2 separate regions of the Mus musculus genome follow, and region 1 is linked to region 2. A link is a loop called in an ENCODE intact Hi-C map of the cell type or tissue named here. Cell type or tissue: gastrocnemius. All regions are shown on one strand. Each heading gives the region's core, and the rest is flanking DNA. Links, peaks and the distances in the headings are about the cores only.

What was found. A loop is a pair of places that touch in the nucleus more often than their neighbours do. Peaks named below come from ENCODE experiments on the same cell type or tissue, not always from the same donor. Only the 100,000 strongest peaks of a DNase experiment are listed, where the experiment ranks them.
Region 1: it touches region 2 in a loop (5-fold over the local background); 18 of 42 quality-filtered maps call a loop at or near these places.

Annotation. Positions count from the first base shown.
Region 1 is chr2:104,439,031-104,449,452 of GRCm38, forward strand. It overlaps Hipk3 (homeodomain interacting protein kinase 3), which reads right to left. Exons shown (of 16, transcript NM_010434.2): 3 at 7,482-7,605; 4 at 2,215-2,334; 5 at 1,176-1,262; 6 at 200-384. Among named protein-coding and RNA genes, the nearest start is that of Mir1902, 15 kb to the left of the region's middle. In gastrocnemius, for the core only: CTCF peaks have their summits at 2,001 (motif pointing right) and 5,908 (motif pointing right); DNase peaks (open chromatin) are centred at 5,916 and 9,359; H3K27ac peaks cover 2,973 bases.
Region 2 is chr2:104,489,444-104,499,865 of GRCm38, forward strand. Hipk3 (homeodomain interacting protein kinase 3) reads right to left here and starts at 5,046. Exons shown (of 16, transcript NM_010434.2): 1 at 4,505-5,046. In gastrocnemius, for the core only: CTCF peaks have their summits at 3,935 and 5,181; DNase peaks (open chromatin) are centred at 4,144, 4,692, 5,106 and 5,522; H3K4me3 peaks cover 4,611 bases; H3K27ac peaks cover 4,658 bases.

The DNA of each region.
Region 1 (10,422 bases), core at 1,438-9,437, 50 kb before region 2:
TGGGAGTCAGGAGGTGGGCTGGCCTTCCTGTCTGTGTTCTAATTCTCTAATTCTACTCTACCACTTGCTAGTCTATGCAACCTCAGCCAAGTTAGCTCAGTCTCTCTAGACTTGGTTGATTAATATATAGTGAAGACACTGATCTTATTACACCTACCATTATTTTAAAAACTCTATAAAAGATTATAAAGTGACATACTGGTTGCTGTGAGGAAAATCTAGTAGATGCTTCATATTAACGAATGGGTGGTTCAGAGTCTCAATTGGAGTAATTCTTAAATCTGCATCAATCAGCAACATTTTCTTCAACAGATTAACAAATTCTCTTCTATCAGCTTTCTCAGCCAAGAGATCACCTCCTTCCAAGTCCATCACTGTGTTCACCTATAATAGCAAAGTTTGAAGCCATCAAATAAAATAAGCCATAGAAAGAAAGAAGGGCCTGTTAAAATTTCACATCTTAAAAAAAACAAAACAGTGAACTACAGCCATTTGAAACAAAAAGAACTGAAATTCACATATCTACAAATCTTCTGAAGTATGTGTGTGTAACTGTGTTAAGTATATGTGTGTGTGTCTGTCTGTCTGTCTCTGTATGACTGTGTGTATGTACCTATAGCTATGCAAATGGATATGTCTCTGAGCATCTTGTGTTGAGTGTGTTGCCTGTGAGTGAGTGTGTGTGTGTGTGTGTGTGTGTGTGTGTGTGTGTGTGAGTGTGTGTGTGTGTGTGTGTGTGTGTGTGTGTGTGTGTGCGCGCATTCCAGCATGTGGACCTCTTTCCTTCCACTTTGCATGTGTTCTAGGAACAGCACTAAGGTCGCCAGGCTTACATGGCCAATGTTCCTTTCCCATGGAGCCGTCTCACCAGCCCAAATGTTTACTAATAAGCACATAACAACTCCTACCAAGGCGAGAAAAGAAGTCTTCCTGTTAGTTTTCCTCTTGAAGACCAAAAAAAGAAAGAAAGAGAAAAAAAGAAAAAGAAAAACCTCTTTAGAAAAGGACAGCACAGGCAACAAATATAATTTAGCCTGTGAGAGTTTGAAAAAATTCAGTTAATTCTGTTTGAAACACTTAAAAAGTAAGACTTAGGAATGGGCAAGGTGTTTTCGGTCCTTGGCACTCAAAGATCATCTTCGGTACAAAGGTGTACATGTGACTTCAATACTCACATGCACTATATCGTCCAGACTGTTGAATATGTACTTTCTGGCCTCTTTAGACTTCATTCCTGTCTCTGCCTCATGCTCTTCCAGTGTCTTATTACATACAAAGAGAAAATAACATATTATTACTCACCATATCCCTATTTCTAGTCCTTCATGCCTGACACATTTAGCCTAATACCAGGTATAGTAGTTTCAAAAGAGTAACAAGCAAAAATGTATTTTATAATACAAATAAATTAATAAATATGAAGCCAGGAATAGTGTGCACTCATGTAAGCCCAGCCAGCACACAGGAGGTTGAGATAGGAGAGTCAAATCAGAGGTCAGCCTGGGCTACACAGTGAATCTCTGTTATGCTGGTTAGTTTGTCAACTTCATACATGCTAGAATCATCTTACAAGAGGAAACTTCAATTGAGAAACTATCTCTATGAGATGGTCTATAAGCAAGTCTATAAGTCTGTAAGTCTAATGACTGATGGCCCAGCTCATTGGTGTAGTACCACACCTGGGCATGCAGTCCTAGGTGGTACAAGAAAGCAAGTAGTGAAGCTGGAGAGACAGTTCAGTGGCCAAGAACACTTGCTGTTACAGAGGATAAAGTTCTGTTTCCCAGAATCTGCATGGTAGCTAACAAGCATCTCTAACTCCAGTTCCAGAATATCTGACACCTTCTTTTGGCCTCTGAGGGTACCAAGCACACATGTGGTGCACATATAAACATGCAAGCAAAACACACATAAAAGTTAAAATAATCTAAAACATTATTTGTTTTTTAAAAGTTTTTTTTTTTTAATTTAATGTACATGAGTGCACTGTCATCATGCACACCAGGAGAGGGCATCGGACCCCACTACAGATGGCTGTGAGCCACCATGTGGTTGCTGGGAACTGAACTCAGGACCTCTGGGAGAGCAGCCAGTGCTCTTAACTGCTGAGCCATCTATCTCTCCAACCCATAAATACTTTTTAAGGTATAAAAGGCATTGTCCATAAGAGGCATCTTAGAAAACTGTTTAATAAATATATTTTTAGTGAATTACCTTTAACCTCCAACCAGAATGAGACATATCTGTTTCTCTGCAAAAAAATCTTGTGGATTTTGTACCCACATTCAACAATTGCTCTCCTGGTAAACCTTGAGTCTGAGAAATGTATCGGATCTGAAAAATAATTTTAAAACAAATTTATTCTTTTGTATGACAGGCATTAATTGAACATTTTATCAGCAACTATATGATACCATCTATGCCCTCAATGAATTCATGTAAGGAAGGAATATGCAGTGTTTTAAGTCTAAAATAAATGTAGTCAGCGTTGCCTGAGAAACACTTGATGCACAGTATATGTAAATTATTAATGTAGCAATTAAGGTTCTATATAAATCAAGAGAGGAAACCAACATGTTCAAAGCCTGGAAGAACAGAGATTCACTAAAGAAGAACTAACAAGAGATAACATGACCTTTGGGGGTAGGGGAAACAATACTGGGGTTTGAACCTATGGCCTCATACATGGCAGGCAAGTGCTCTGCCACTGAGCTATTCCCAGACAATAACTTAGTAGGAGGGAAAGAGAGGGATTTGAATTGATAGCGAGTTATTTTGGGGAAGTACTGACAGTGCCTTGGTGACCTAAGTGACAAAGTGACAAGGTTACAGATGCATCCTCCCAAGGGACACCTCGAACCCCCTAGGTGCAGGGCCTCTCAACTTCATCTGGAATACCTGTCCTAGGTGTCACATGGCACTCTTCCTTTAGTTCTGGGCTCTAATATCACCTTATTCATTACGCCTTCCAAGCCAGTAAGCAAGAGTTAACTCTGTCTTTCCCAGCAACCCCCATTCCCCCAGCTAGATGTTTTCCCCATCATGCTTTTCACCATCTGGTATACTAGACTTTTCTTTTCCATCTTCTTACTCCACTATGCAACTCCCAACATCCATGACAGTGCCTGGTACACATTATTAGATAGTGGTTCTCACACTCCATGACTAGTCAGTATAAAAAGGGGCATGGGCTTTAAAGGGGGGAATGTAACTTAGGACCCAAAGGAGTCCTCCACCTTCCTTCTTTCCAGTTTAATCTTAGATTCTGCTTTACTAAGCAGTCCATCTGTTCCTTCACCTTCTGGTTCTTTTCTCTATTAACTCCTTCCTCTCAGATTCCATTATCTTCTAGCCTCAAAAATAAACATAAAAAAAACGTGCCTTTTTGCTGCTTTTAAGCAGGCCTTTCCTTGCTTTCTTTTTATGTACAGTTGGAGGTGAGTGTTGCTAGGTAGTTCATCCCCCACTAGCCTCAAGGGCAAAGGTCACCCCGCCTTAGCCCCCTGGAGGGCTGCAACTGTATGTCACCACACCTGGCTTCATTTTCTTTCACACCAGTGGCTCCTGGCCTGTTACTTAAATTGTGTTCATTCTGTCGGGCATGGTGGTACACGCCTTTGATCCCAGCATTTGGGAGGCAGTGGCAGGTAGATCTTTTTGAGTTCAAGTCTAGCCTGGTCTACAGAGTGAGCTCCAGGATAGCCAGGACTATACAGAGAAAAACAAAAGACTTCTGTTATTAAAGCCTTTATAAATAGCAAAAGCAAAACAGAAAATAAGGACTATTTTGCTAGTCACAGTCGTTTACACTCAGCACTTGGAAGGCTGAAGTAGCCTCAGATGCCTCTAGGGTGGGGTGGGAATTACACAATAAAAATCCTGAAAGATAGAATGCTACCATTTCAGGACAAAATGATGCAGTAGCATGGATGGCTCCTTCCCTGGAACCCAAATCTTAGGACAGGACAGCGGGGCTGACTGGGCACTGGAGAAACTACTGCAAACTGAGAAAAGCACTTCTCCCCAGGGGCTAGACTGACACCATCAGCGTGAGACTGGAGCCCAGAAGGTGGCCGGTACAGAAAGGGGCAACAGTGTAGAGCAGGTTTGCTTATACCCTTTAACTTTTAAATCCTTTCTCAAGGTTGCTTTGGGAGTATTGCACATTAAACATGTGTAAGCGATATACTATTAATTTTAATGGCTTCTGAATACAGACTGTCTGTGTTAGTTTAACTTTTTTGTTTGATGTTTTAAGATGTGTCTCTGAGTGGTGTGTTGCATGCATGCTTGTTTAAATGAGTGTGGGAGCCTGTATGGAATGAGGACAGTCAAGTTCATGTATGTTTCCAGATGTGTAATGAACCAAAGATAAAGTTGCTCTCCACTTATTCACTGAGTCAAGGTCTCTCAATCCAGTTTGCAGATACAACTCTTGTCCCTGTCTTCTGAATTTGGAGTATGCCTACCCAATTTCATGGAATCTGGGGATCCAAACTCTAGACCTCACATGCCCAAGAGCTGCAAGCCCACTGAGCCATCTTCCCAGCCACTTCTCTATAATCTATACACCTCATCTGAAAACAGACATGGTAAGTATGCCAGAGATCTTATGAAAGAAATGTAAAGTGTTATAATAGTAGTTTCTTGGCCAGGAACTCAGTAAGTATTAGTTAGTTTAAGGTTGAAAATAGTAATAATGTATTTTGAAGACAATACACCAAGGCCAAGGCTGTATATAATTCAATAGTAGAACACTTAATTCAATCTTGGGCATTGGGGTGAGGGAGATGACAAAGTTTTTAGTTAGACATGATGGCACACAACTATATCTTAGCACTTCTGAGATGGAACCAGGAGAATCAAGGTCATTCTCAGGTTCAGAGAGAGCGAAGCCATTCTAAGCTACCTGAGAGAGACCCTATTTCAAAGAAACAAGAAACTTGGTACCTTATTTGGAGTACCTAAGTGTACTGAGGCAACTGCTTCCTGGAAAGAGGTAGAAGTAAATTTACTGGAGACCTACTACATCCTAAGTTAGGTGAACACACTCTAAAAAGATCGATAGAATCTCTGAAAATTAAACACCAGCATTTGTAAATATAGCTCACTTTTGCTAAGTAGTCCCAGCACTCAGGAGGCTGAGGTAAGAGTATTAAAGTTTTGATGTTGTTGTTGTTGTTTTTAATAATTGAAGTTTGAGGACAGCATGAGCCACCTAGTGAATCCAGACCATTGTGTGCTAGTGTGTGAAATCCTATCTCAAAAGGGTGAAATCTTCCTAAGATTAAGAACAAAGTAAGGATGCACAGGATTTATTTGTATATGTATATTTTAAAAAATAACTTCTGCCAGGCGTGGTGGAGCACGCCTTTAATCCCAGCACTCAGGAGGCAGAGGCAGGCAGATTTCTGAGTTCAAGGCCAGCCTGGTCTACAAAGTGAGCTCCAGGACAGCCAGGGCTACACAGAGAAACCCTGTCTCGAAAAACCAAAAAAAAAAAAAAAAAAAAAAAAAACAAAAAAAAAAAACTGAATGAAAACTATAATTGGTGCCTTGTGATAATGACTTTCTTCTGGTCCTTTAGAAGAACACATATATACACATATACAGATATGTATATTTGAAAATATTATTCATCTAAACCAGGTAACACCTGTTCCAAATTTGGTTTGGTTCTTCCTTACAGCTTAGTCTTTTAAAAAAAAAAAAAAAAATTACAGGATTTAGAAAAAACAAGTTTTTTAGAAAAAACCTAACAGTTCTGTTCATTTGGGTGTGGGAAATTTCATTTTCTTTCTTTCACATAAAGAAGGGAGTAGAGTAAATCTTCTGATAAGACTAACATGAGCTGCTCAAGACACTGTCCAAACCCAGAGTGCACCAGCCAGTCAACTTAAAATTGCCACTAGATGGTGTCCTGCTCCACAGGATTACACGTGGCACAAACTAGTCCACAGCTAAAACTAAGTTCCTAGCAGCTGACTGTGCTTGGTGCTTCAGCAGCTTGGAACTGTGGGACTCTGCTTAGATGGCCATGTCCTTCAGAACTAGCAATAGTCTAACGGCTGCATCAAAGTCCAAAGTTGACTGAAAACATACCTGAAGAGAAGATGGACAGAAACTGTTACATAAACTTTTAGAGGGCTTCAGAACATAAAGCGGGAAAACAGACAAGTTAGAAACCTGACCTAAAAGAGAAGGTTCACTTGTAGAATGACACTGTAAATGATAAGATGTCGATGATATTATCTCATGTTAGTGATAATACTGAATCCCCTCAGAAATAGCTAAGTCACCCAAATTAGTGACTACTCAGATGCTTTTTCATTTGTTTTATTTTAAATTATGTGTATTTATGTGACTGTGTACTATGCATGTGTGTACAGGTGCCAGTGGAGGGCAGAAGTAGATGGTGGCTCCTCTGGCTGGAATTACAGACAGCTGTGAACCATCTGATGTAGGAGCCAGGAACAAAATTCGGTACTCTAGAAGAGCAGAACATGTCTCAACCACTGAGCCATCATTTCAGCCCCTCACATCCATTTTAATAAAGAAAAATCAACAATAAAAACCAGAACTAAGGCCAGGCACAGCAGTGTACGCCTGTAATCCCCAGCACTTGGGAGGGGGCAGAAGCAGGCAGATCTCTGTGAATTAACCCCACCTGGTCTGACAGTGAATCCCAGGGCAGTCAGGGTTATATAGAGAGACCCTGTCTCAAAAAATAAATAAATGATAAACAGGCCTGGGCAAAGTGACACATGCCCTAAGACACGGGGAAGGGTACCACATTACCACAGCCCCAAGACGGAGGGAGGGGGTGGAGGGGGGGTTACCACAAGGCTAAGTAAGACAGGGCTGCATACTGACAACCTGCCTCAAACAAACAAACATTATCCAAATATTATATTATATATAGGATGACTACTTCATAAAATTGGTTTGAAGTCTGTAGGTTGTAACTAGTTTATAAAAATGTGGTAGTTTGAATAGGCTGTCCCCTTAAGAGTTTCTGGCACTGGAATACTTGGTCTTCAGTAGGTGAATGTTTGGGGGGAATAGGAAGGTATGTGCCCTTGCTGGAGGGAATATGTCAACAGGGGTGGACCTGGAGCTTCAGCAGCCTCTTGCTGTTTTGCACAGCTCTCTCTGCTTCCTGTTTGTGGGTTGAGATCTGAGACCCCAGCTGTAGCTCCAGCACTTGCTGCCTCTGCCTCTGCCCTGCCATCATGGACTCTTTCTGGAACTCTAAGCTCAAGATAAACCCCTCCTCCTACAAGTTGCCTTGGCCGTGCTTTACCACCAGAGTGTTAGAAAAGAGCTTTGAAGTCAAGAGCTAATGTTAAGTGAATTTAAATTTCTTAAGCTTTGACATTCATGGAGATTTTCACATTTTGTGTATGGAGAATCATGCAATGCTCTAAGACTATAGATTATGCTTCCTTTCTAGCAATTCCATCACTGTTCAGTTCTGTTACCTGATCATACTCCAAGGCTCCTGGGTAGAGTGGCCATCCAAGGAATAACTCTGCGATCACGCATCCCAGTGACCACATGTCTATGGCTTCACAAAACGGCAACCCCAATATAATCTCTGGAGCTCTGGGGGTGGGGTGGGGCGCGGGGAGAGGAAAAGAAGAAAGTCAGGTTCCTTTTCACTTTAAATTACCGAATTTTATTTGACATTCTAAGAAAAGTTCTAAATGACAGAAAAATCATGTTTAGTTATGTCGCTGAGAACTTGTCAAACCCCGATCCTAACCCTCGGTCATGTAAAGGGACCGTGAGCACAGCTCCATAATGAAGTCTCTTCCCCACGAGCCTTTCCCTTAACAACATCTCTATTAATGCTTGAAAAAAACAAAACAACACACACCATGCTTTTCAAGCTACAGCAGATTAGAAATAATACATGAAAGCTGACAAAAAATTAAACATTTGTAATATCAAAAGAACTCAAACAGGCAGTGAAAGTTAAGACCAAATGAAAACAAAGTTCCTGAAGCTAATAGTCTAGACCTCCATGTGACTTCAGAACATAACAGTAATGAACAGTCACATAACTGTGTCCTTGGTCATCCTTAGAGACAAGTGCAGCATATTCAGGTTTGAAGGTAAAAGTATGGGCTAGATAAATGGCTCGGTAGTTAAGAATACTGCCTGCTCTTCCATAGTTCAATTCCCAACATCCACATGGCAGTCACAACTGTCCGTAATTCTAGTTCAAAGGTATCCTATGCCTCCTCCTGGCCTCAACAAGCACCAGGCACATACCATGTAGGCATTTACATGTAGGCAAAACACCAATACATATCAATATAAAGTTTTTTAAGTTAATTTTTTAAAAATATGGTTTAAGATAGAACAATTAAAATGCATCTTAACACTTCAGTTATTTGGAAAAATATTTCATTCTCAGATTAATTATGCTACTATGTCCTGTGGCTTTCTCATGAGGAGTCTAAAGTGGCAGGAGCCTCCATCCACCTTCTGAAGAGAACTAGCATGCTTTAACAGAGCCTCCATGTACAGCTGCATAGCAAAGGAATCACACACCGTTATCCTAGGTGTATGCACATATGTGGGTTTAACTTTCAAGGACAGAACAATGAATATTTACCCCTAAAAGACTTGAGAATAACTGGTCATATTGCCATATTCTCTTTTTCCCTACACAGATATTTTCCTCTGCAGACACAAAGTATTCACAAACATTAGGAACTGAGCACTGAACATTTCTACCATGTATGCCTCAGAACCTATTGCACATTGGCGGATTGTATTAACAATGCTGGGTGAATCAAATAGCTCCACAGGTAAACAGGTCACCAAGCAGGCAAACTGACTTCAGTCCCTGAACTCCACGTGGGAAGAAAAGGGAAGGAACTCCAGGGAGTACCCTCTGACCTCCACACATGCTCTGTGGCACAAGTGCACATGTGCACTTACCTGCATACATATATACAACACACACAAACACACTCACCAAGTCCAAAACTAATGTGACCAAATTATTTTATTTAGTTACTAATATGTTTTTCAAATTTTTCATACAATATATTTAGACTGTATTCGTTTTCCACCTCTAGATCACATCCATACAACCAACTTCTTCTTAAAAGGAAAGGAGGAAGGAAGGAAGGAAGGAAGGAAGGAAGGAAGGAGGGAGGGAGGGAGGGAGGGAGGGAGGGAGGGAGGGAGGGAGGGAGAGAGGGGAGGGAGGGAGGGAGGGAGGGAGGGAGGGAGGGAGGGAGGGAGGGAGGGAGGGAGGGAGGGAAATAAGAATAGAGAAACCATGGAGTCTGTTTTGTGTTGACCAACTCCTCCTGGACGTGGGGCCTGTCCTGGAGTGTGGCCAGCACGCTCAGTGCCACTCCAGCCACTACTAGTTACAAACAGTTTCTTGACTGAGGATTTGGACTTTCTGCCCACCATTTTCCTTTCCCCAAGCAAGGAGTTTGTCTGGCTTGAACTTTTGCAGATCATAGACTTGCTGCCAGTCTCTGTAAGTTCATTCGAGACCGAGCCCTATTGTGTGGAAAACAGTTTCCTTGCTGTCTGTCATTCACCATGGCATACATTTTCTATGTACAACATCACATGTAAAAGTAGGGAAGCAACACGGTAAAGCACCTACATCCTAGATGAACCTGACAGAGAAACAAGGTTTCTACTAGCTGTTCTTGCAATACAAAACAAACTCTAAGCCAGATGAGGGGGCTCACACCTGTAATGCAGTTTTGGGAGGCTTAAGCAAGAGGACTACAATGAGTTGAACACCAGTGTGGACACAGAGAATCCCAGGTCACTTTGAGCTACAGAAACCCAGTCTAAAGAACCCAAACTTTAAAGCTTACGCATTGTAAGAACATCACAAAGTCACTGCAGTGATTAAAATTGTTTCCAATTCCTTTACCAGCTTGGGAAATATACGTTTGTATAAACAGACGTCTGCATACATAAACATCATTTTGTGCATTATACATAGACAAGTCACAAATTAAATTAGTGTATTCAGTGAACAGTCCAACAGAGCCTGAAGGCTCACTTTATAAGTAGTTACACACTGTCAGGAGTCCAATCTAAACCCTACAGCGCCAAAGTTGAGGTCACATGGAAACAAAGTATATCTATATATAAAATGATGTTTCTTTTTCTGCCATGTGTTTTTAGTCAAGTCTATTGATGTTCATTACAAATACTCTGTCTTTCTAAAAACTTGAAATATTGATATAAAACACAGCTTAACACTGAAAATTGGCAAGTTGAAAGGCAATTTTCCTCAGTGAGAACAGACCTCTGAATGGACTGGTAGACTACTGATAGAGTACTGGAAGGGAATGCTTGGAATTCTTCAAATAAGAATGCAGTGAAGTAAGAGTCACTCAGAAAAGATGGCTATTAATGGAACATCTCAGG
Region 2 (10,422 bases), core at 1,270-9,269:
TCAAAGGATCTTGTGATTGAAGGAGTAGAACCTCTTAAAATTGTCCCAAATGCATGTTCTATGCCAAACACATGGCCATACATGTATATGCAAGAAAGCCCACATGCGCGCGCGTGCACACACACACACAAACAAACAATTTTTTAAGGATAGCAGTAAAGGAAATACAAAGGAAAATGAATATGGAAATTTACCATTTAAAAAATGAATAAGCTCAAGGCCAGCCTGGTCTACAGTGTGAGTTATAGGACAGCCAAGGCTACACAGAGAAACCCTGTCTCAAAAAAAAAAAATTAATAAGCTTAGTCCAGTGGAGGCAGGTGGATATCTTTGAGTTTGAGGCTAGCCTGGTCTTTGTACAGAGCTCCAGGCTAGCTGGTGCTACACAGTGAGACCTTATGGAGAAGACCGAAATGCTTAGGCTGGGCATAGAGATGAGATGGAAATAGAGGGAGCAGAAGTATGAGGTCAGCCTGGACCACAGGAGTCTGTCTCAAAGACCTGGGAGATAGGTGGTAGTGGAGAGATTGATGAGATTGAGTCTGGAAAGAGGTCTTTCTAGCACTGGTAATCCTGGCACTGAGACAGAAGCTGGCAGATTAGAGTTCAAGGCCCGTCAGAGCTATAGAGTAAGGCCCATGAGACCTAAAGCAAATCTGCTAAGACAAAAGCCACCCTAACAATATCATTATGGACACTAGCAGCATGTTTCTGGTCCCACATGAGTAGCTCCTAGGTCTCTGGCAACCACCCTGGTGTCTCAACATACAAGCAACTGTGTGGCCTTTGTTTAGTGACATGTTTGGCAAACACATATATACAATAATGTGTGTATGTATATGTAAATATACACCTCTTTACTGTGTCTAGTTTGTTAGGGTCTTACAGAATGACTAACATCCAGAAAAATGCAATAGAGCTGGACAGAAAAAGCACTCTAATATTGCTTTTGCCCAAACTGCTCTTAATTAGACCAAGACAACCAAAAGAAATTAACTGCTTCCTTAAGTTGACCACAAAGTACTCTGTTAAAAATTAAATAAGTCCAGATGGTAGCACATGCCTTTAATCCCAACACTCAGGAGGCAGAAGCAGGAGGATCTCTTAAAGTTCAAAGCTAGACTGATCTACAGAGCAAGTTCCAGGACAGCCAGAACTACACAGAGAAACCCTGTCTAGAAAAACCAAGAGGAATTTAAAAACAACAACAACAACAAAACCCTACCATGATTTAAAACTTCTGCTCCAAATACATACTCTTCTTCAAGTTATAACCTTTTAAAGGTACGAGGGAAGGTTATAACTTCTAAGCAGATGGCTCTCGAGCCAGTAAGGACATTTAGGATAATTCCTTTCATTGTATATTTACATCATGTGCAAACATTCCTTCCTCCTGACAAGTGTTCTGAGAACGTTCTCTTTTCCCAGAGAAATAATACTACATCCTAGTTAAAGTGGAGGAGGGGCAGTACCTCTAAACAAACACCAGTAAAAGTCCCTCTTCAGAAGTAGCTTCCAACTTAAACATGCAACACTAAGCCCAAACTCTGGACATTAAGAAATCAGGACAGCTGCAACCCACAAATTTTACAAAGGGAATGCTTACTTTGGCAGCAATAATAATTGTGTATCAAAATTAGCCTGTGTGCCCTAATAAATATAAGACACAAGTTAATAACTTGTGGAAAGTAGAGAAATTCCAGTTTTTGGAACATCCTTGAAGCATTGTCAGGACATCTTTTCCTATCCAAGCTCAGCTGAAGTTGCAATAGAAACAATGTTTCCTTCCATGCCTCTGAATCAACCACCAATAGGACAATGCTCATGTACCTTATCATACTGGAAGAACTGTTGCAATGAGAACTGTACTAGGAAGCTAACTCCTTCACCTCAAAAAAAAAAAAAAAAAAAAAAAAAAAAAAAAAAAAAAACAAAGGTAACTTCAAAAGTTAATGGAATAAGTCACTGCAACATAGATGCAAACAATTATTCCATTTAAGTGGATGTGCATGAATTACATTTGATTAACAATTCCACATTGTAAGGTTGACATTTTCTCCTTCCTCTTTTCCATATGCCTTCAGTGTTCATGCAGCAAATATTTAAACACAGAGCTTCAATCAGGAAGGTCACCTGACAGCAACTGTTTTGTGAACTTACGGGAAAGCATGCATTCAGCACAGGCACTAAGCAAACACCTATGTGTCAAATGGCACTTGCTACAGAAACGGACCTCTGTAATTTGCAACCCTACTTTATGGTATCCTATGACAGATCATCCAAAAAATTAACAGAGTATAATCTTTAGCTTCTTCTCAAGCACATTTACAAGAATTATCTCATAGAAACCATCTACTTTAATGAGACTCTAAAAACCCCATGCCCAGAAGCCAATGGCTGGTTTATAAACAAGATAATGACTAGTTCAATGGAAAAAGCATTATGACAAAATGCTAAGACTGTCTCACCATGTTATGATCTGCTTGCCTAATATGTATGTTTAGCTACTGTAGTCAGCAATGTCCAAATATAAATTTAAAACATTTAATGGCCAGTTCTGTTCTAGACTTCAAGCTCATCTTACCTGTTTAAAACACTGATGCTATATTTTTATCTATCCTCCAAAATATTTTTTCTTTTTGCAAATATATTTCCTAGGGTGGAGAGTAGGACCTAAGAAATAAATTATCCCTAAAATACAATGAAATATCCAAACACTGAAAAAGCAGACATTTCTGATATATATCTCTACGGTATACCTACCATAACAAATTAAAAATAATCAAAATAAGAAAAATAAACTGACACAGGTTAAGCACTAAATTTCATAAATGCGAGCTCCCTGTACTTTATATGAATGCAAATATAGCACGAAATATCTTGTTAATTTAAAAATTAAGAATTTGGGTTGTTTGATTAAATTTCAATTACTGTTAAGTGTCATGAAAATAGAGGAACTAATACAACAAAGCAAGTTTTTAAAGGTCAGTCATATTTTGTTTACCTAAAATACTAAGCTTAATCATGACCTGTTTAAACCTTATCGTTGCTCATTGTATAAAATTAGCACTGCACTTGCAAACCTAAGCAGAATCTAGACTTATTAAACATATGGTGAGACTTGCCCAGTTTCTGAAATAGTAAATGTGGATAAACATTTAAGGTATTTTTCTCGGTAAACAACAACAAAAAAGACCTAGAAATGTTTTCATAACCTGATCAGAAAGAAAAAAATCTTTAAAAATTTTTCAAACACCAGGCAATTAAAATCTGAAAATTAAGTTAAACTGTTTTTAGTACCCCCATTTGAGAGGCTGTAGTTTACGGGGGGGGGGGGGGGGGAGACCTAAAATAGAAAAATAAAAAACAGATCTCCAAACAACTCGGAGGTACATAGAAACGAAGACTGGTTTTCCAGCTAACTTTTCCAGCCCTGTGTACCAGAGAGATAACCAAAACAAAGTAGACCCGTAAAACCATGAGTTTCCCTGTAAACTGGGCCATAATCTGAAACCTAAGGGGGGCCGGGGAGGGGGGGGGGGGACCGGCTGCTGCTGCTGCTAATAGAAGCTCCTTATAAGCTGCGAACTGACAGGTGGAAAAACAAATTCGCCAGCAGCAGGCCAGCCAGAGGTTGTGAAAACACGGTTCAAGGACCGAACATGTTGTGACTACTCTGTAACAGGTCCAAGGTAATTTACGCACACACCCTTCAGCGCAATTCCTCCAGCACAGATAAGACTGGGAAACAACAGGCTTCCCCCAAGATCCACATACCATTTTACAACAGCCGTCTCCCCCCAGACAGGAAAACAGACATTCTGGTCCCGAGTCCTTTCCGCTGGTCTCCCCACAGCGCGAAGGGAAGAGGGCCGCCGCCGCCGTAACGAGAGAAGCCGGCAACAGCCCCGCCGCGCGGCCGCCACGCCTTCCTCCCGCCGCCGCTGGGGACGCGAAGCCTCGGATCACATTTCTCCTCCCCAACAATCACACGCACGCACGTCTCCAGAGTTGACACCCTCCAAACCCGCCGCCCCGCGACGCCGGTGACAGGGCCACCAAGCCTCCGCGGCGCAGCCACGGGGCTGGGCGCTCCGGCGGCGGCGTGCGTGCACGTTGGTCTTCGCTCCCATCAATGAAAGGAACGAGGTCTCCGTAGTGACGGCCTAGAGCCGCCGAGCCGAAACGGGGGGCCCCCGTGGGACCAAACAAAACTTCGGTTGCTGGGAAGAGCCGTTGCGCAACCTAGGCTTGGGGGAAGGCCCGGACAGCCCGGCGCGGCCAGGGCGGCTTCCCGGAGGCTGCGCCAAGCGCGCGCGGAAAGCACGCGCAGTCCCCGCGTACGGCCTCCTCGGGCCTGGCTTGGCGCCGGCCTTCGGGAACCGCCCGGGCCGGCCGCACTGGACAACCGGGCGGGAACGGAGAGCCGTCGCTCCGAGGGTTCCCCCGGCCCCCGAGGCCCCGCGACGGCGCCGAGCTACCCGCCCTTGCCTGGCTTCCTTACCTTCCTAGAGGCCCGCGCTCTCCCCGCTTCGGGCGGCCGCAGCCCTGAGCATGTCCGGGGTGGGTCGCGGGGGCCGTGCGGGGACCCGGAGCCAAGCGCTTCAGCAGGCGGCGCCACCCAGCCGGGGCTCAGCCCCTCTCGGCGGCCGCTGCCATCTTGTCCTGGCGGCTGAGAGGAAACGGCGAAACACCCTCCCCCGACCGCTGCTGCTGCTTCTCTGGCTGCCGATCGCCGGGCCCGTCTCCCTCATCTTCCTTCCCGGGGACCTGGGGTGGGGACCGCTCGACTGGGGAGAGGGGCAGTGACAAGCCGGCGGGCCACCGGGGCCTACGGGCAACAAGGGATGCAGGGCCCGCGGTGCTGAGGGCCCATTTCCCCGGAGTTGAGACGAGGACGAGGGCTGCTTGCGAGGCCGCGTCGCCCGGGGCCTGCGGCTCGGACTCCTCGGGGCGCCGCGCTGCCGGCAGTCGTCACCCGGGCAGCTGCGGCAGGCCGCCCCGATATCGGGCCCCTCCTCCGCGCGCCCGCCGGCCTCGGCCGCCGCCTCCGCAGCGCCACCGCCCGCTCGGCCGCTCTGAGCGCCGAGCCCGGGCGGCCCCGCTCGGGTAGGGCCGCGGCGCCTCCGCGAAGCCCCTCCCCAGGGTCCGCCTGCAGCCGCGCCCTTGACGCTCGCAGCCCGCCAGGCGGCCCGCGCGGATCCAACCCTGAGCTCTCACGCCATCCCCTCCAAGAGGAACGGCTTCCGTCAGCCCTCCTCTGCAGTTCTGAACCTGACTCCGGGCCCAAAAATACACATTTAAGGGACAATCCTAATACCCAAAGGGGTTCAGATGCGGAAGCAGGATTCCACAGGCCTTTCCAGGTTACCCCATCCTAATTCTCTTCCCACCCCTTTAGAATCTGTTTCTTGGCATCTTAGGAGTCTAAAAACGCAGAAAGAGAATGAATAATCTAAGCCTAAAATAGGTCCTTCTCGCTCCCCCATTCCAAAACAGCAGGAGACTTGTCACACCACGTCAAAGAATGAGGGACGGACTCTCTTGGAAGTTTTCCAAGTGCACCACCACAGTGGTTGAGAAGCTGCCCACCTCTACGTTGATAATTCTCCATCGAGTTAGTTCCACACCCAAGCTAGTTTCTTCGCTCCTGGAAACTAGGAAATCGACAGAATGGTCCATTTCCACCCACGTAACCATAGAACCATGGAATTTGAGATGAAAGAATCTTACTGATGCATAGTCCAAACTCTTATGCTAAGACAAGGGTTTAGACAAGTTTCGATGACGTGAGCAAGGTTAAAGAGCAAAGCTTTAGTCTCCACCCCTCTCCCCTCCATCTATCTCTCCAGAAAGCATCTATCTTCGAAGCAACCCATCATTCAGTAAACCTATTTTGCCACCTGTTTCGTCTGGGTTCTAAACTAATATTTAACGTTTCCGCAACGCAAGCACCTCTGTCTCTATAATGGAGATGTCCTTTGCTTTCTTCCTTTACTAGAAGGACTGAGCTTGCCGATGTTATTTCTCCACACATATTCTCCATTGCAGCAGCTGGGGCTAAAGGGAGGGTCAACTCGCTGGGTAGATACTAGTCCTTTACCTATTGCCTTTCAAACTAGGACTGTGTAGAATGTCTTTAAAGGGGGAAAGGGTATCCCCTCGAGGCCACTGATAATCCTTTTTCCAGTGACCAGTGTTTTCTTCAAGATAGGAGTACAGTGAAGACTAAAGTAGAAAAGCTAATGACTGATTTTTAGAAAAGGTGTATGCATGAGATGGCCACAGTGATGCAAGTCTCTATTGCCAGCGCCGGGTAGATGGACAGAACCGGAAGAGGCTCGAGATTACCCTCTACATCCAAAAGGAGGGCAATGTCGGAGCCATTCTTTATTCTTTAGCATTTACATTGGATTTCTTTTAAGGCAATAATCTGAAAACCAAACACAAATTATTGCTAAAAAAAAGAGAGAGAGAGAGAGAGATAGAAATCTACACTAATAGAGAACTCTCTCCATTAGAATTTACTTTTCACAAGCAAGCATATCTTTTGCAAGCATATCTCTAGCCTCCTAATGGAAGACTTTCCTCATTTTGCTACATTTATGAAGAGGCTGGAAGTGAGCTCCCCACCCCCCTTCTGCTGAGTAGTTCACTCCACCCCACCCCCTTCCTATGAATTCCAGGAAGGATTTCTGTCACCTTTCTTTTAACCCTTGCCTTGCCAGTGACTAAATATAGTACCTAACTTAAACCTTCCCAGTAAAGCTTGCTAGATAAATAGACCCCCTCCTTAGGGAACCTATTGTGTCCTAACCTAATCCACTTCGTCTCTTCCCCCCCCAAATCCGTTCTGAGCTGGAACATACAGATGGTCTTTCAAAACCATGAAGTGGCCTTTGGTTGTTAAGTTCATATTTTTAGAAGGATGGTTCTAAATGGGGTGTAGTGGCTCACTCCTGGTCCCTAGTACTCCAGAGCCTGAGCTAGGACGATCTTGCAGAGTCCAGGACCATGGGCTTCATAGTGAGTGCCAAGCCATCTCAGAATACAGACTGACTTCCTCCCGGAGTGAGGAAAGACTAATCATCCTCTCGTAGTTTCAAATATGTTTAAATACAGGCTACTTCTGACAGAGAGACACAGGCCTGTGACTCAGGAGCCTGAAGCAAGAAAACCTCTAGTTCAAAACAGTCTGGGCTACACGGTGAGTTCAAAGCCCACCTGAGCCCTGTCTCAAAAAAGTTTTCCAGGTCCAGGGAGTCCTAAAATTAAGGGTTTAAAGTCAGCACACAAAAAGTTAACTCCAGTAAGTCCAGTGATGGGAAGAAGGCCTTTGGCTAGCCTGCCTCCTCCAGTTAGTGAGGCCCAGGCTCACTCAGGAGAGCTCATTGAGAACTGTCAATGGACAAGGCAGAAAGCCATTGAGCAGGGTAGGCTCAGAACTTCACTCCACGGCAAAGGAAGCCAGTGAAGAAGGGTTTATTTGGGAAGGTAAAAGTGCAATCAAAGAAGTCACTACAATCTTTGGATGAAAGAATACTCCGTGGAATCCATTTGTTTTTCTTTCTCCTTATTCTAATTTTTCTTCCAATAGCAGCCATCTCTATGAGAGTGAAAAGCCAAAATCACATTGGCCTAAACCAGTGCTGCCAGACCCTACCCTGGATTGGAGTACTGGAAACTCGCTATCTCCCAAGTCCTGTCCTTCCAGTCGGCCCTTCCTCGGGTTCCAAGGTTCCCTCCAAGTTCTCCCTCACTTCTTTTTCTGGTTTTTTGAGAGACAGGGTTTTTCAGTATAGCCTTGGCTGTCCTGGGACTCACTTTGTAGACCAGGCTGGCCTCAACTTTTTCACACCACTCTTGATTTTTCTTTCCCCCAGCCCCAGAGACTGAACCTAGTGCAAAGCACCACTCTACCACTGAGCAATATCCCAGTCCCTCTTCTATGTTTTATTTTCTGACAGGGTCTTACTAACCTGCCCAGGCTGACCTTGAGCTCTCTCCATAAATTAGGCAGGCCTTGAACTTGTAGCTTCCTTTCTCAGCAGCCTGTAACTAGTGTGATCGCAGTGGCTGTAATCACAGACCTGCACCAGGCCCAGCATAGCTTAGTATCTTTCCGTCTCTCCCAAGGGCCAGCCATTTTAGATACACTCATGTACATTTTCTGTCTTCTTCCAAAAGGAACATTTTTTTTGTCATTTGTCAGTTGTTTGATCCCCCACAGTCTAGAATAGAAACGCAATAAATATTTATAAAATGAAAGAATAGATTTTTCTATGTAAGCAGAAAGAAGCTGTTCACAAACCCAGCCTGCAAAGCAGTCACAGACTTTGGTCTTTCTCTAAGGTCTGCCTCCACCTCTGATGGTACTCTGTCCAGAGGGAGCCAGTCCATCCACTGCCCTTGTATCCACCTCTACTGAACTGCACACAGGTGTCAGCTTCAAGAAATGGCCTCGAACAGCCGTAGCTCACCATGCTAATGCTTCTATTCAAAGCACTGCAGTTTCCAGAAAAACCTTGGAACTCTGTCACAGCCTGAGTCACCAACCCACACACAGCTATCTTCCTCAAGGAAGTTAGGCTTTGAGGAGTTTGCTGGTTGTTATTTTCTCCCCTTCAGCTCCTAGGTATTCTTTCCGGTCCTTTTTTTCTCCCCACCATGTGGGACGGGAGGGGGGAACAAGGTGTGCCAAGAAAACCAGCAAGCTCCCTAACTACACACCAAGGAGGAAAAGTTTATCTGGGGGCTTTATTTCTCCTCCCGGCATGAGGTCCCGACTTCCTAGTGCAAATAATCTACCTTCTTCCTGGAGATCAACTTTGTATATCTGGGCCTCAGGGAGAGGCAGCTGGGGTAGAAAACCCCATCTAGAAGCTAGCTTGCTCCAGCCCATATTTGAATAACTGAAAAGCTCACCAAGTAGTTAACTCTTTACAGCCCAACGTTCTGCTTCTCTTTCAAAAACATTTCTTTTCATTAAAAAGATAAGAAAGCAAACAAGACAGGCAAGATGGCTCAAAGGGTAAAGAGCTTGTTGCCAGAATCAGAGAGCTTGGAGTTTAAGGGAGAGACCCAGTTTCAACTGTGAGAGAGAGCAGTTGAAAAAGACACCCAATATCAGCTTCTCTATACTTACTCTCGTGTGCACACACACACATGCAAACAGTATATGCATTCAATCTGTTTCCACACCACAGACGCATGCAAAAAAAATTAGTGCCACATTAAGAGGACATTCATAATCTCATCTAAATGAGTTATTTCATATCATGTGCATTGATGTCTGTCTGTTTGAGGGTCCCAGATCCCCTGGAGCTGGAGTTACAGTGGTGAGCTGCCATGTAGGTGCTGGGAATTGTCCTCTGGAAGAGCAGCGATGCTCTTAACTGCTGGACCATCCCTCCAGCCACATAATCTCATTTTAATATGGAGGCTAGGCATTACAGTCTACAAGAAGGAAATTCCCATAGAACAAAAATTCATTCTTTAAAAGTCCTTAAATTACCCATGAAGTATTTATTATTTTGGATATACAACCTGGTACAATAATATGTACTATAGCTAGGTCAGAGGGCACTTGTGGGGTTCAGTTTACTACTTCCATACATGGGATACAGGGATTGAACTCAGGTCTCAGCAGCAGCAGCAACCACCTTCACCAGATGAACTATCTTGCTGGCCCCTTTATTTAAGAAAAAAAAAAAAAAAAAAAAAAGATGTAGCCTAATATCACTCTCTGCCAAAAGTTTCTTAAAACTCTAATTAACACACATCTTCCCACCCCCCACCCCCGTTTCTTCCTCTAAAATAATGAAAACACTAGCAGTATCATATGGCAAAGATGTCTCCATGGGCAGTGGATCCTTAGAGTCCTGGGCACGTTCTTCACATAGGTTTTGCTCAAATGTACCTTTCCTTTTGATTGAAACCATTGGCTACCTGCATCAGCTCATCTAGATGAAAAGCCTGTCCATACCCACAGCTTCTCTACTGGTCTCTGTCCAGACATCCTGGAGTCTTTCTATACCATTTTGTTTTGTTTTGTTTTGTTTTGTTTTGTTTTGTTTTGTTTTGTTTTTGAGACAAGGCTCTCTCTCTCTCTCTCTCTCTCTCTCTCTCTCTCTCTCTCTCTCTCTCTCCCTCTGTAGTCCTAGCTGACCTAGAACTCTATGTAGACCAGGATGGTCTCAAACTTGAAGAGATCCTTCTGCCTCTGCCTCACCCTGGCTTTTCTTTCGTTTCCATGAGTCTTGTTTGCTTCTTTCTGTAGTGCTGGACATGGTACATAAGGCTCCAGCCTAGAGCGTGGTGTATACTAGGCAAGAGCTCTATCACTGAGTTACACCCCCACCTTATCCTGCATTATAACTCTCAGAAGTCAAATGAACTTAAGAAGCAGAGCACAGATCACTT